Regions from separate parts of the Homo sapiens genome. Here region 1 is linked to region 2. Evidence: read pairs that join two places in POLR2A ChIA-PET (ENCODE). Cell type or tissue: MCF 10A. All regions are shown on one strand. Each heading gives the region's core, and the rest is flanking DNA. Links, peaks and the distances in the headings are about the cores only.

The links. Peaks named below come from ENCODE experiments on the same cell type or tissue, not always from the same donor. Only the 100,000 strongest peaks of a DNase experiment are listed, where the experiment ranks them.
Region 1: POLR2A ChIA-PET joins it to region 2 with 6 read pairs; 2 of 35 experiments call an interaction of 5 or more read pairs at or near these places.

What each region holds. Positions count from the first base shown.
Region 1 is chr4:52,964,772-52,969,176 of GRCh38, forward strand. The region is part of intron 5 of SCFD2 (sec1 family domain containing 2); the gene reads right to left. Among named protein-coding and RNA genes, the nearest start is that of SCFD2-AS1, 40 kb to the left of the region's middle. In MCF 10A, for the core only: no CTCF peak of the experiment used is centred there; no DNase peak of the experiment used is centred there.
Region 2 is chr4:52,821,075-52,825,479 of GRCh38, forward strand. No RefSeq gene overlaps it. Among named protein-coding and RNA genes, the nearest start is that of LINC01618, 33 kb to the left of the region's middle. In MCF 10A, for the core only: no CTCF peak of the experiment used is centred there; DNase peaks (open chromatin) are centred at 2,057 and 2,537.

The DNA of each region.
Region 1 (4,405 bases), core at 210-4,209, 140 kb after region 2:
GTTTGTTGTCCAGCCCTCACTTGAGTACTCCTAAGGGTGAGCCAGCATAAAATTGGATGCTCTAAGATAAGCATCTGAGATAAAATAACACTATGTTAATTTAGTGAGTAATTTAGACAATGGTATCAGTTCAGATCCCATCTTGCAATGGAAAAAGCCTCGCAGAAATGACATTAATTACATGATTCCTAATCTGAAAGGCAAAATGTATGGTGGTGACTAAATGAATAAAACAAAACACAAACACACACACACACACACACAGTGCTGTTGCCATCTATTTCATAATGATCATTCACTCAGACAGCATGTATTGAACACCGTCTACATGCCGTAACCATCATGATAGGTGGAGGCCAGGCTGGAAAATGTCAGATTTCGTGTTATTTCTGCATTCTGTTGCACATATTTCCTTTTCTAGGAGCCATATTGAAAACACCCCAATAAATTAGGTAGACTATAAAAGCCCCCCCGCAAAAAATGATGGGCCTAAGAGTGACATCTTTCATGGCATATTATTGGATTTCTTTGATTCCTCACTTCATGCCACAGACACTATTTACTGGTTTCCAGCCTCAGCCCAGAGCCCTCAGTTCCTCTGGCACCCCTAACCAATGCCCATTTCCCCCAGCGGCTGAGCACATGCTTCTTTTATTCTGCCCCTGCCATGCTAGTGTTCATTCTACCCACAGAGTGGTGTCCCGTAACTTCCTTATTCTTCTCATGTTTATTGGTCAGAATCTGTGCATGCCCAATTTCCACAGCACTGTGCAGTATTCAAAATGATGCCAATATTGCTGACATTTCAGCTCCCAGAGGGTGTGGAGCAGAGCACCCATGGAGGCTGTGCGTTGCCCACTTCTGATGTTCCATGCCTCCTCTAGCACCTCCTGCTGTAGCCAGCAAGCCTGGCTGGGTCTGGCCTTTAGGAAAACAGCTCAGTACCATACATGTGACCAAAACCTGCCATGACTTGGTTTCATTTGGCTTGACAGTTGTTATAGAAGGAGCCTAGGAGCTCACAATTCATTCTTTCATAGTCATAATAGGAAGATCATGGTTGTGGTCTCTTTTCTATTATTTATTACTCAAAAAACTTGACTCTGGTGTCTGCAAATAATACTCTATGCTAATAATGCTACCAGTTATTGTAATTCAAACAACATGGGTAAACATGCCAAATACAGACTTCATGGGTGCTAAAAATGTGCTAAACTTGGATCTGATTGATAAAGACTTTCTTGGGACAAGAATTAAAAATGGCACGATCCTATGAAAACGACATCTGATTTATAGGATCAACCCTTGACAGCCCAGTCTTGACATGTTGAAGTGCCCTCATTTATGGAGACACACCAGGCCATCTGGTGATGGGCCCATGCCTCATGCCCTGCACCATTCTTTTTGTTCGTAAATGCCAGGATTTTGTTGTGCTTTAAGGAAACATACCAAGGATGCATGTTTAGTAATCTTCCATATCTGGAATTTGAAATACTCTCAACTGATTATACGTGTGTTTTTTATGACATTCTCCTGTGCATGTGCAAAGTAGATCAACGTAAGCACAGGTCACTTGATGACCTGAGTCCTTTCCCAGGCAGTGCCCACGGTCATCTGCTCATCTGCTGCTGTGGTCAATCTTGTGATTCCTCGGATTCTTTAAATCCCTTTCCTCCTTCCCACATTACCTTCCACATCACCTTTTTAATCTCTGTTTTCAGGCTCATAACAATCTCTCCCCAAATCTCAACCACCCCTTACTCAACCAAGGGAGCTCTTACTCAACCAAGCAGCTCTTTATCTGGTTCTTCCCATCTTCTGCATCTAGTTTTTAAAAATATACTTCATTTGTTTGGTAGGACAGTTTTAGATTTATAAAAAAAGTGACAATAGTATAAAGATTTCTTATATAATTTATTGCTATCTGAAGCCAGTTTCTCTTATTATCGACATCTTACATAAGTCTGGTACTTTTTTTTACTATTAGTGAACCAATATTGATACATTTTCTTAACTAAAGTATAAACTTTATACAGACTTCCTTTGTTTTTAAAAAAAATTGTGTAAAGCTCATGTATATAACATAAAATTTACCATTGTAGCCATTTTAAGTGTACAGTTCAGTGGCATTAACAACATTCACATTGTGCAGCCAACACCACCATCCATCTCTGGAACTCCTTTTCTTTTGCAAGGCTGAATTCTTGACCCATTAAACTGTAACCACACTCTTCCTTCCCTCCAGGACCTGGCAAACACCATCCATTTTACTTTCTGTCTCTATGAATTTGACTACTGGAGATGCTTCATATAAGTAGAATCATACAATATTTGTCCTTTTATTTTTGGCTTACTTCAGTTAGCATAATGTCTTCTAGGTTCACCCATATTGTCCATCATCTGCATCTTTAAACAACCTCAAGGGCATGTTGCTGCACATTCTTGATCTTTCTACCATGGTCTCACTCTTACTTCTGGTTCTCTACCCTGGGGTTGGCCAGCTTCCACATGGAACCCCAGCTTGCCTCTAGTTCTGGGACCTTGCCCTAAATCCCATTTTGCCTCTGGGACCCGAGAACCCCTCCTAGATCTTACATTTTCAAATCACTTACTACATGGCAGTCCTTGTTGTCCCTAAGTAACTCTATACATGTTATTTTGCTTAATTTTCACAACATCCCCATGAAGTAGGTACTAATATTAATCCCATTTTACAGATGAGGAAACTCAAGCATAACTTGCCAAAGGAATACAGTAAACAAATGGCAGTCTGAGAATTGGAATCTAGGCAGTCCCAAATGTCCTGTAATGTCTCTCAGTTCCTGCCAGTCCTGGTGTTCCTTCCATGGGAGAAGTGGTCCAGTTCTCTGTACTCCTGATAAGACCACAAATGCACATATTTCCTCATGAGACTACAGCTGGTGCTGATTCCTTTTGGAATCTCTCCCCATTGCCCTGTTTGCTGGTTTGGGTCTGGTGGTACCAGTGTTTTCTGAGCCATGCCTGAGCTTGTGAGACCCTTTGTCTACCCTCTGGGCTCTGGAGCCTGTGTCTCATGCCCTGCTCTGCACAATTCTGTCTCTTCCTTTTTCCCCTCCCTATGTCATTCCCATCAGTGTTGACTTGTTTCCCAGTTCCAATATAACTTCAGCCGGGGTCCTCTCAGTTATTAATATTTTTGTTAAATTTAATTCTACAACTACAAGGAAGATGGCTCTAGCATCCCACTAACATTTTATTTTATCATCTGGAAGGCTGGCAACACATAATAATTCAATTCAAAAGCCACAACAGTCCTTTGGCCTGTATTAATAGAGGCCATTTCATGGCTGGGAAATGCCACCACCCTTGCAGGGGAATCACAGCCATCAATGTTTGCTCATTCCATTTCTAAAGTCATCTCTGCTCTCATTTAGACCGGGGCTACTGTGTGCCAGGCACTGTGCTAGGGCTAACACTATAGGTTGCTGTTGCTCAACTACGCAGAGAGCATTGTTGTTTGACATTTTAAATGCTGTGCACAAAAGATATTCTTACTAAAAGGCACAAAGTCAGAGGCTGCATCAGGGAGGAGATAAGGTACTTAAAATGACACCTTGAGTTCAAATGGGAGCAAGTCAGAACATGCAGGCATACTTGGTTCTGTTTCATGGCTGGGCTTTGTTTATATCTGGTCTTCCAATCTGTGGCCGTGGGGCAAATAGGTGATCGGGTGTATGGGTGTGTGTGTGCATGCATGTATGTGTGTTCAGCATTTATGTAGCCGTGGTTGGCTGACATGGACGACAGATACTATTATGAATTCTTTACTGCAAGAAGGGAAGATTACACAGAGGTTGTCAAGAACCTAGCCACAGGGAAGTGGGTGTGACAAAAATCTCTGATTTATACTTCTATCACTGCAAGACAGAATTGGACAGGTATGAGGGGGATGCTGTTGGTGTGGGGATCGGCAACCAACTGTGTGTGTGTCTGGGTGCTGGTGTGTGTGCATGTATGTATATGTGTGTGTTGTGCTCAAGGGATCTCATGTGGGGGCAGCCAAATATTACCTGGGGATGGGGCCATAAAACACATTCAAATATATGACAAAGATTCTCTGCTTGGCCAAACGCCAGTTAGGCTTCTGAATCCTCTGCTAGGCCCATATGTTCACTTTCTTGTAAAATCCAGTTTTGGCAAAGAATTCTGCTACATCAGTTTAGCAAGAACCGCTATCCTCAATATCTGATCATCCTTGACATCTGATTAGGTTTCTCACCCTCCACCATTCCCCAGGTGATGTCCAATCACCCTGGCCTGTCTTTGGCAAGAATCCTGTTAGGTGGGTTTAGCCAGACTCTCCCTCACCCGTGATGTCTCCCCTTAGTAATTTTCCATCCACTGACTCCCACACTCTTCCTTG
Region 2 (4,405 bases), core at 125-4,124:
ACTACAAGGCTACAGTAACCAAAACAGCATGGTACTGGTACCAAAACAGAGATATAGATCAATGGAACAGAACAGAGCCCTCAGAAATAATGCCACATATCTACAACTATCTGATCTTTGACAAACCTGAGAAAAACAAGCAATGGGGAAAGGATTCCCTATTTAATAAATGGTGCTGGGAAAACTGGCTAGCCATATGTAGAAAGCTGAAACTGGATCCCTTCCTTACACCTTATACAAAAATCAATTCAAGATGGATTAAAGATTTAAACGTTAGACCTAAAACCATAAAAACCCTAGAAGAAAACCTAGGCATTACCATTGAGGACATAGGCGTGGGCAAGGACTTCATGTCCAAAACACCAAAAGCAATGGCAACAAAAGCCAAAATTGACAAATGGGATCTAATTAAACTAAAGAGCTTCTGCACAGCAAAAGAAACTACCATCAGAGTGAACAGGCAACCTACAACATGGGAGAAAATTTTCGCAACCTACTCATCTGACAAAGGGCTAATATCCAGAATCTACAATGAACTCAAACAAATTTACAAGAAAAAAACAAACAACCCCATCAAAAAGTGGGCGAAGGACATGAACAGACACTTCTCAAAAGAAGACATTTATGCAGCCAAAAAAAACATGAAGAAATGCTCATCATCACTGGCCATCAGAGAAATGCAAATCAAAACCACTATGAGATATCATCTCACACCAGTTAGAATGGCAATCATTAAAAAGTCAGGAAACAACAGGTGCTGGAGAGGATGTGGAGAAATAGGAACACTTTTACACTGTTGGTGGGACTGTAAACTAGTTCAACCATTGTGGAAGTCAGTGTGGCGATTCCTCAGGGATCTAGAACTAGAAATACCATTTGACCCAGCCATCCCATTACTGGGTATATACCCAAATGACTATAAATCATGCTGCTATAAAGACACATGCACACGTATGTTTATTGCGGCACTATTCACAATAGCAAAGACTTGGAACCAACCCAAATGTCCAACAATGATAGACTGGATTAAGAAAATGTGGCACATATACACCATGGAATACTATGCAGCCATAAAAAATGATGAGTTCATGTCCTTTGTAGGGACATGGATGAAATTGGAAACCATCATTCTCAGTAAACTATCGCAAGAACAAAAAACCAAACACCGCATATTCTCACTCATAGGTGGGAATTGAACAATGAGATCACATGGACACAGGAAGGGGAATATCACACTCTGGGGACTGTGGTGGGGTCGGGGGAGGGGGGAGGGATAGCACTGGGAGATATACCTAATGCTAGATGACACGTTAGTGGGTGCAGCGCACCAGCATGGCACATGTATACATATGTAACTAACCTGCACAATGTGCACATGTACCCTAAAACTTAGAGTATAATAAAAAAAAAAATTAAAAAAAAAAAAAAATAACAGACCATAAACATTTTCCCACATCACAAAATTTGCTTCCCAAGCATGACTCTCTGTGGCTACACAGGGTGCCGTGTATGACTATACTATAATTGGTGTAGCCAGTGAGAAGTTGTTTAAACCTATTGCCCTTGCAGTGCAATGCTATCTTAAAATACAGGCAAGAACATTATGTTCTTTTTGGTAGGAACATTAAAACATGCAGGGGAGTTTCTGCACATGGATTGCATGACTATGAGGTTTTAAATTGATTCCACCCATTGGTTTGGGAAGACAGAGAAAGTATGCTTCCACTTAGTGCAACTCATGTCTTGCGGGGTGGAGAGAGCTGTCTCTTGATGCATTTAGATTCTTAGCTCTTCCATAGTAAACAAGAAGCTTCAGCGAGGGGCAGTGAGTCACAAAAATGGAACATATTTATTTGTATGGTTATTCCCAAAGTGATACAACCAGGAGACCTAGGGTTTGGGGAGCCAACCTCAGCTGATGTGTGAGGCTGGCAGAAGGCCACAGGCATGAGGGTTCTCTTGGACTGGCATTGCTGGGTGTCAGGGCATGAACACACCTCTCCCTGGACGAAAAAACCTGCTAATTGCCTTGTAAGAAACATCATCACAGACTCAAGGAGTTGACTAATGGATTCTCGGAAAATTGCCAGCTCATAATCTCTGTGCCTTGAGAATTGGGATAAACATTGAGGTCAATTGCAAAGCCCTATTTGACCAAACCCACAGCCCACAGTCAGTCCAAAGCTAGAGCCCTAGTGTTTTCTATGCCAGCTCTTTTCATTTTTTCTGAATTCACAAAACTAAATGACTCAGTTTAATGAAGGCATTCGGACTAGGGGAGGTTAAAGGGCAGATGCAAAGCAGGAATTCCTAACCCCAGAGGCCACTCCTAAGGGTCACGGTATTTGGTAAGTGTGTTGAAATACCTCAGATGGGAAGGCCACATACATGAAATCATCAGAAGGATGATTTCACATTAATCCACAAATTAAACTTTAGGAGGAGAGAAGGAGTCCATATCACTGGGCCTTGATGGAGAGCTTTTCTCAGGTAACAGGAAACACAGAACATCAAGTTCTCCTCAGAGATGACTCACATATTAAACATGACCTGCTAGGTACTCTTGAATCTGAAACCACAATGAGCTGTCTCTCATCACTTCCAAGGAACCGCATTTTCTAGAATTTCACCCAGTTCTTGTATCAGAGACACTATTGGATGGTATGAGTTTTCTAGGACTGCTGTAACAAAATGCCACAAACTGGGTGGCATAAAACACCAGAAATTCCTTCTCTCACAGTTCTGGACGTTAGAAGTCTAAAATCAAGATGGTGGGCAGGGCCACACTCCCTCCAAAGCCTCTAGGGGAGGATCCCTCCTTGCCTCTTCCAGTTCATGGAGGCTTCATCCAGGTGTTCCCTGGCTTCTGGCTGCATAGCCCTAATGTCTGCCTCCTTCTTCATATGGGCTGTCTTCCCTCTGTGTATGTCTGTGTCCAAATTTCCCTCTTATTATAAGGAAACCAATCATATTGGGTTAGGGTCTGCTCTAATGACCACATTGCAACTTGATTGCATCTGCAAATACCTTATTTCCAAATAAGGTCATATTCACAAGTACCAGGAGTTAGGATTTCAACGTGCCTTTTTAGAAGACACAATGTGACCCATGATAGCTGGAAAGTCGAAGGTCCAGAATTATAGATACAGCTGCATCACCAACTGCTGTGTGATCCTAAGCAAACTGCTTTTCATCCCTGGGCCCAGGTATCCTCATCTGTCCCCACAATTACCCTCATGACTCGCAGATTCAATTTCTTTCAGATCAGTCAAAGGGAATAGACTCATTGTAGAAAGGGTCTACCAGGCGGGAGCAGCATCACAATGCTAGCAGGCAATGCCAGGACTGGTGTGGAGGGGTCTGTGTGATGGCCCGGGTGTGCCGAGTGGAGAATGAAGGGCACCAGGATACCCCCAGAAGTCTCTGGCTAAGGCCTTTTGTGGTGCCGGCAGCCACGCCATACACTAAAGAGCAACCAGCCAAATTGCCATGCTCCTTCCCCCTGGCCCTGTAGGCAGCCAACCCCTGGGACAGCAGTCATGATACTCAGTTCTAAGGCCCAACAAGCACAGCCAACAGCCTTTGGCTTCCAGAGCTCATCATGAAACTGACATGAGCAGGTGAGATCCAGTTGGCTTAAACAACTAGCGTAATCAATCCAGACTAAATATACCTCCCCTTGGCCCAGCTTAAATATTTAGACAGCCACAATGCCTGTGTGCAGAGGCAGTGAGTGGATGAGAAAGTTTTAGCTCTGGTGAGGCTGAAGGGACTTGACATGTTATTGAATCAAAGGCTGTAGAAGGTGAAGCTGGGGCCGCCACACATTCCAGGAATGCGGATATAGCACTCTCAGTGTGTATCTGAGGCTGACAGGGTTTGACAATCTCCATCTGGGAACAATAACCTCGAGCAGCAGGCCAGGCCATGCTGAGGGCTGCTCTGCCTCCCTCCTGGCTCTGCCCCTCGTCTCTGGCCCTGAGCTGTGCACTCTGAGATGGATAGTGGAGGGGAAGTCCATGTACCATGGTCCTCTGCAGCACTGCTCTGCATGCAGGAGCCCTGGAGAAGCCAGGGGTGGGGGCCAGCCTCACCGAATGCTTGCAATTCCAGGAGCAGTGGGCTGAGGACAGAATCCATTTCCCCCCTCTGGGAGACCTGAGTGGAATGCCACAGGGGAAGGCAATTTGGGACGCTGACTGATCACCCAGCCAGCTGCAAAGTCTCCTAGCATCGGGTGGAGAAGCCAGGGGGTGGCAATGTGTTTACGTCACGTTTAATACCTTGGGCTATCTTTGTGTGAACGGGGGAAGTCAGGAGGCTTTCATCTGTGAAGTTCAAAGCACTGTTCACAAACTACCTCGGCTAATCCTCACTCTGATCTGAATTTTGTTGTGTAGTTAAA